Linked DNA regions of Homo sapiens: region 1 is linked to region 2. The links are chromatin contacts, found by Hi-C or POLR2A ChIA-PET in ENCODE. All regions are on one chromosome and are shown on one strand. The core of a region is the stretch at or near the end of the contact, and the rest is flanking DNA. Distances in the headings are between cores, read along the strand shown.

The links. A loop is a pair of places that touch in the nucleus more often than their neighbours do. ChIA-PET counts read pairs that join two places held with the same protein, here RNA polymerase II (POLR2A).
Region 1: a map with no recorded cell type shows a loop between it and region 2 (5-fold over the local background). The contact joins the promoter of CCM2 here to the promoter of BLVRA in region 2. A Hi-C loop is called at or near these places in 1 of 37 single-sample maps with no recorded cell type. POLR2A ChIA-PET finds 5 or more read pairs at or near these places in 1 of 52 experiments (activated naive CD4-positive, alpha-beta T cell).

What each region holds. Positions count from the first base shown.
Region 1 is chr7:44,998,791-45,001,591 of GRCh38, reverse strand. CCM2 (CCM2 scaffold protein) reads right to left here and starts at 1,391. Exons shown (of 10, transcript NM_031443.4): 1 at 1,229-1,391. The coding sequence starts at 1,258. It overlaps LOC102723334 (a long non-coding RNA gene), which reads left to right and starts at 1,584. Exons shown (of 4, transcript XR_428139.4): 1 at 1,584-1,874; 2 at 2,219-2,312. RefSeq lists silencers at 915-1,444, 2,075-2,124.
Region 2 is chr7:43,757,401-43,760,138 of GRCh38, reverse strand. BLVRA (biliverdin reductase A) reads right to left here and starts at 1,459. Exons shown (of 8, transcript NM_000712.4): 1 at 1,405-1,459. It also overlaps the pseudogene LOC107986727. RefSeq lists silencers at 1,035-1,354, 1,365-1,754.

The DNA of each region.
Region 1 (2,801 bases), core at 142-2,641, 1.2 Mb before region 2:
CCACAGAGCACATGGCTCACTTTCCGCAAAGCTCAGCATCATCCACACTCGGGCCTGATGGTCCCTACTAAGCAGCCACCGGGTTAGCACCTCTCCTTTCCAGCTAACTCCTTTTACACTGCTTGGCTCCTCCCTCTTCTGTGCGCAGCACGCATCTCTAATCTAACACCTGCAGGCTGAATCACTATCTTGAGCTATTTTCCAGACTTAAAACATCTTTGTAGATAACCGCAAATTATACTGCACCTAAATTAGACATGCATGGTGCTAACATGAAACAATGAGTTGAGAAAGTAGAGAACCAGCACCACAGGACTCCCTGAAGGCCACCTGGCTACATTCTATTTCAAACAGGACTTTTAAATGGGGCACTCTGTCAAACAAGGTGGTGAGTAGCTGTCAATTAAAGGACACTTCCCTGCAGAGTTCAGGGTAGTAAAATCATAGTTAGGAATTATCGAGGTCTGCTTTAAACTTGTGGATAAAAGTGCGCACACACACATCAAAAAGAAAATGATAGCCAAGACGTGAAGATTATAAAGCATTTATTTGAAAAAGATACATTTTATTAAAATCCATTTTCCACTTTAATGGTAGTTCAATCCACATCGTTTTTCCAGTCTTAAAATGTTTCTTTATCGACTACTATAACCCTTTACTGTAATTAAAGCCACATTTTGTAAAACTACATAAACTGGGGTTTGACTATGAACTATGTCCTAAATCCCACTGCCAAATGTAGCTAGCGTCACTAAAATCAATCAATGGTTTTAGGTCTGAGTGATAGTGGACGAGTGAGCTGGCCATAAGGTGAAGGCCACCCTTGCTTTTACTGGATATCCAAAAACGAAGTCCAGTGAGCAGCAAACGTCTCCACGTTAACCACACAGCCCACTAGCTCCAGTTCCAGCCCTGGACAGCTTTCTGGCCCCTCGCCGGGCCCACTTCCTCTGCAGCCCCAGGTCCCGACGCGCAGGGAAGGCCGTCTGGGGCCGAGGTCGGGGCGAGCCGCTGCCCGGGCCAGAGGAAAGGCGCGGCGCTTCCTGCCCGCCCGGCCGCGAAAGCCCACCTGACCATTGTCCGGGGTCTCGCCCTGCCCCGCCCCGCCCCGCCAGCTGGCCCACTGCCCCCCCCCCCGGGCCCCAAGGAACACCCGCCCACCCCACCCTGGCCCCTCAACCCAGCCGCCCGCCGACCACAGCAGTAGGACGCCCCCGCGCACGCTCACCTTCTTGCCCTTCTTGCCCTCCTCTTCCATATCGCCGCGTGCGGCTCCCGCGGCCCGCCCGGCCCGCCCCGGGAGCCCCGCCGCCAGCAGCCGCTACATGCTCGACCCGGGCCCGCCGCCCCCGCGCTCCCGGCGCCGCCCGCCAGCCGGGCCCGAAGTCTCCGCCCCGGCCGCGCCCCACACCCGCACTTCCGGGCCCGAGCCCCCTCCGCCCCGCCCAGGCCCCACCTTCCCCAGCGCAGGCCCCGCCCACGGTTGTCGCTCATCCTCACTTTCAGGCCCAAGGGAATCCGACCCGCAGCGATCAGACCCCGCCCCTTCAGGGAGAACACGGCCCGTTGGCCCCGCTCACGGCGAGAGCACCGCCCACAGGCTGAAGATCCTGCCCCTTCAGGACGGCCGAGAACGCGCCTGCCTTGCACCACCCCCACCCCGCCCCGCGTCCTTCAGGAGAGCCGGAAACGCTCCTACCCCTACTTCGCTTCTGCACGGCCGCGAGAACGCACCTGTCCAGCCCCCTGTTCGCTCCGCCCACTCAGCGCGCGCGGGAGCGCGCGCGGGAGCAGCTCCAACTTTTTCAATTTGCCGCCATCTTTACGGCGGCCGACTTCCCAGCCTGCCTCGCGTCCAGGGAGGCGGAGCTCAGGTCTCTGAAAAGGGGACGGGGGGCGGGGGACGGGGGACGGGGGCCGGCGGGAGGGGACGCGGCCGGCAGATGGCGAAGGAGGGGCGCGAGGAGGCGGCCACTGTTGAGGGGCGGGGCGTCCCGCCGAGAGTCTGGGTGCGGTGCGGTTTTCTTTTTTCTTGTGTCCCACTTTATTCCCTGAGCCACAGGGAATCCGTTTTCTAGTACTTCTCTGTTATAAAGTCTGCCTGCCTTAGACAAACACATTTGGAAAATAGAAGTGCAACCACAAGGATGTGCAGACCCTATCAGAATAAAATCGTAGAACCTTACCAGTCATCCGGTATAATTTCCACATTTTCCAGATGAGGTCCGGGGAATGAGGTGATTCGCCCAAAAGCACACTACAAATTGGAGTCACCAGCAGGTCTGCTATTTTGCCACTAAACCAATCTGCCGGTAAGAACTTTGTAGCACAGCTAGAATGTAAACTGTGTTTTTTTGGTGGTTTTTTTTTTTTTTTGAGACGGAGCCTTGCTCTGTCGCCCAGGCTGGAGTGCCAGTGGCGTGGATCTCGGCTCACTGCAAGCTCTGCCTCGCGGGTTCACGCCGTTCTCCTGCCTCAGCCTCCCGAGTAGCTGGGACTACAGGCGCCAGCCACCACACCTGGCTAATTTTTGTATTTTTAGTAGAGACGGGGTTTCACCATGGTCTGGATCTCCTGACCTGGTGATCCGCCCACCTCGGCCTCCCAAAGTGCTGGGATTACAGGCGTGAGCCACCGCGCCCGGCCTAATAATTCTTTATATTAAACTTTTCTTTACTGTGTTTCTGTCTCCTGACTGGGCCTATGTTATACTGATATTCAAAAGAAATACTTGGTCTCTAGACCTCTCCAAAGGCATAAGTATTCCATTCTCTGCAAGATAAAGCAGAGATAGTGGAAAC
Region 2 (2,738 bases), core at 210-2,709:
CTTTGGGAGGCCGAGGCGGGTGGATCACCTGAGGTCAGAAGAATTGCTTGAACCCAGCAGGTGGAAGTTGCAGTGAGCCGAGATCGCGCCACTGTACTCCAGCCTGGTGACAGGGCGAGGCTCTGTCTCAAAAAAAAAAAAAAAAAAAAATTACATATGAAATGTGGGAAAACACACTGAGAATTATTCCTAAAAAAGTTGAAGTATAATTAGAGACCCTATTGTAATTTTTAGCTCTCTGGCTACAGAATTTCCCTTCTGATACTTTGTCTAACATTTGACTTGTTTTTCTGGAATGCATCCCGTTAAGGGAAGGATGAGCATATTTATCAATACAATCTTTTAGGAAATAATTAGGAATATACCAATACCTTTATTTCCATAATTTTAATATCTTCTTGGGAATCGTACTATAGAAATTACATTAATGATGGAAAAACTTTCAGCACAGTATTGCTTCCTTTGTAGGTGGTGATGATGACAGCTAACATTTACTGAATCCTTCCCATGCTGAAAACCCTATTGTAAGCTATTTATGTTCGCTAAGTCACTTATTCTTCAGGGCTATCCTACTAAGTAAGCATTATGATTACCCCCACTTTTACAGGTGAGAAAATCGAGGCAACAAGAGGTTGGTTAACGTGCCCAAGATCAGATCGCACAGCGGTATAATAGGATGGAAAACTCCTATCACATAATGAACGTTAAGTGAAAAAAATTAGTATCCAAAACTGTAAGTCTGATGTCTCATTCTTTTTATAATTTAAGTAGTTTATAAATACCCTCATTATTAGCCATATTTCTGAGCACTTCATATGTAGAGTGCACTTTACAGAACACTGTCATGTAACCCTCACACCGTCTACGAAATAAGTGATAGTTTCCAGTTTCCAAAAACGAAAGCGGGGCTAGGAGAGGCCAAGTGCCTCGCGTGGCGCCTCAGGATTCGCCCCAGCGGAGCAGACCCCAGGGCATCCCAGGCGGGTCCCGGCCGAGCTAGCGGCCCTGCGGTGGCTACGCCCGGGCCCAGCCGCTCGCGCTCCTGGAGCCGCCGGACTACGCGGCACGCGGACGCCGAGCCTGCCCTCTTGGGTCTACATAAAAACCGAAACTACGGGCAGTCTTAACCGAAATGGAGACTTAATTTTTTAGACTGTCTTTTGTGTAGTTGAGAAAGCCCCTTGCCGGGACCCGCGCTGCTGGGCCTCCGACCGCGTCCTCACTCCGGGCCCGGGCGGGGCGGGGCGGGGCAGGCGGCGCCCAGGCTGCGTCCCGGCTCTGGCGGCCGCGGGCCCGGGCCTCCTGCGGGCCTGGGGCTTCGAGCTCAGGCCCTAGCGCTCTATGGAAGCCGCGCGCGACCCCCGCTCCCCTGCGCGCGACCCCCGTTCCCCGCGCGCGCCTCACCTGACGCGGGCACCGCTCTCCGTGCAGCCTCCGGGCGCCACCGGCTTTGCGGACCGGGGCGGGATCCCAGCTCCGATTGGCTGCCCGGCTGGGGGGCGGGGGCCCCGAAGCGGGGTGGCGGAGACCGGGAGGGGACCGGAGGCGGTGGGGAAGGGAGTGGACGGAAGGGGAGGGAGGGTCCCGGCCTCGTGCGGTCGCGCGTGAGATCCTGGCCTCTGTGCCCTGGGTCTGGCGCCTGGGGCCGTAAGAACCGTCCGTGCGCCTGCCCTGTTCTCTGCACCCAGCTTGGTGGCGAGGGGTGGGTGGTGGGTGCCGGCCGACCGGAGGGCGTATGGAAGTGGCTGGGCCCCCTCACGGTGTGCCTGGCCCCCTCACGGTGTGCCTGGCCCCGGCGTGGGGGGGGCAGGCCCGGGGGGTGTCGCATCTCTCTTATCCGCCCCCCACTCACCACGTAGAACCCACTGGATCCCATTGGTATTTAGTGGCCCCGGGCCGACTGAACTGGCGCCGAGGCTTACCTGAGTCCTTCCTGTAAATGTGAGGAGCGGAGGGAATATTCCAGGAGGCCGGTGTCTGCGATGTCCTGCTCTTGGGTAGCTAGGAAGTAGTGAACGTGGTCTAGGGAACTGCCTGGGCTCTTATCCACCTGGGAATGGGTTTGTTGGGGATCCTGATGTGGGAGAAGCCAGGGAGCTTCTAGCCTAGTGGGGCTAGGGGAGAAAACAGGGAGAGGGGTGGATTAGGCTGAAGGAAAGAGATCTCTGATCTTAAAGGCAGCGTTCTGACGGGTAAGGTTGACTGGCATTTTCCCCAACAAAGAGTTCTAGTACCGTATTCCATGACCTGACAAGCCTGTTTAAGTGAGGTTTTGTTGAGTGCAAAGAGAGAAGGCTTGGCTTTGAATTTTTATCTCCAGGCGGGACCTGCCTCCTGAACTCCATACTCCTCTATCCAGCTGCCTCCTTAATACCTCCTCTTGGATCTCTAAAATACATTTCAATCTCAACACATCCAAATCTGTGCCCCTGATCTCTTCCCCATAGCATCACCATCTCGATGGCAACTCCATCTTCCAGTTGTCAAGGCCAGAAACCTTGCTGTTTCAGAAACCTTTCTCTCACATCCCACCTCCAGGGCCCAAAAATTCTGTTGGTTGGATCTCCCTAGCATACCCAGAGCCTGACCACTTCTTACCTCTGCCTCCATCATCTGCTACCTGGGTCATGACAGTGGTCTCTTCCCTGATATCCCTGCAGCCTGTCCCCATAAAGCAGCCAGAGTGACCTTAAAAAAAGAAAGCCAGATCAAATTCCTCCTCTGCCCAAAACCTTCCC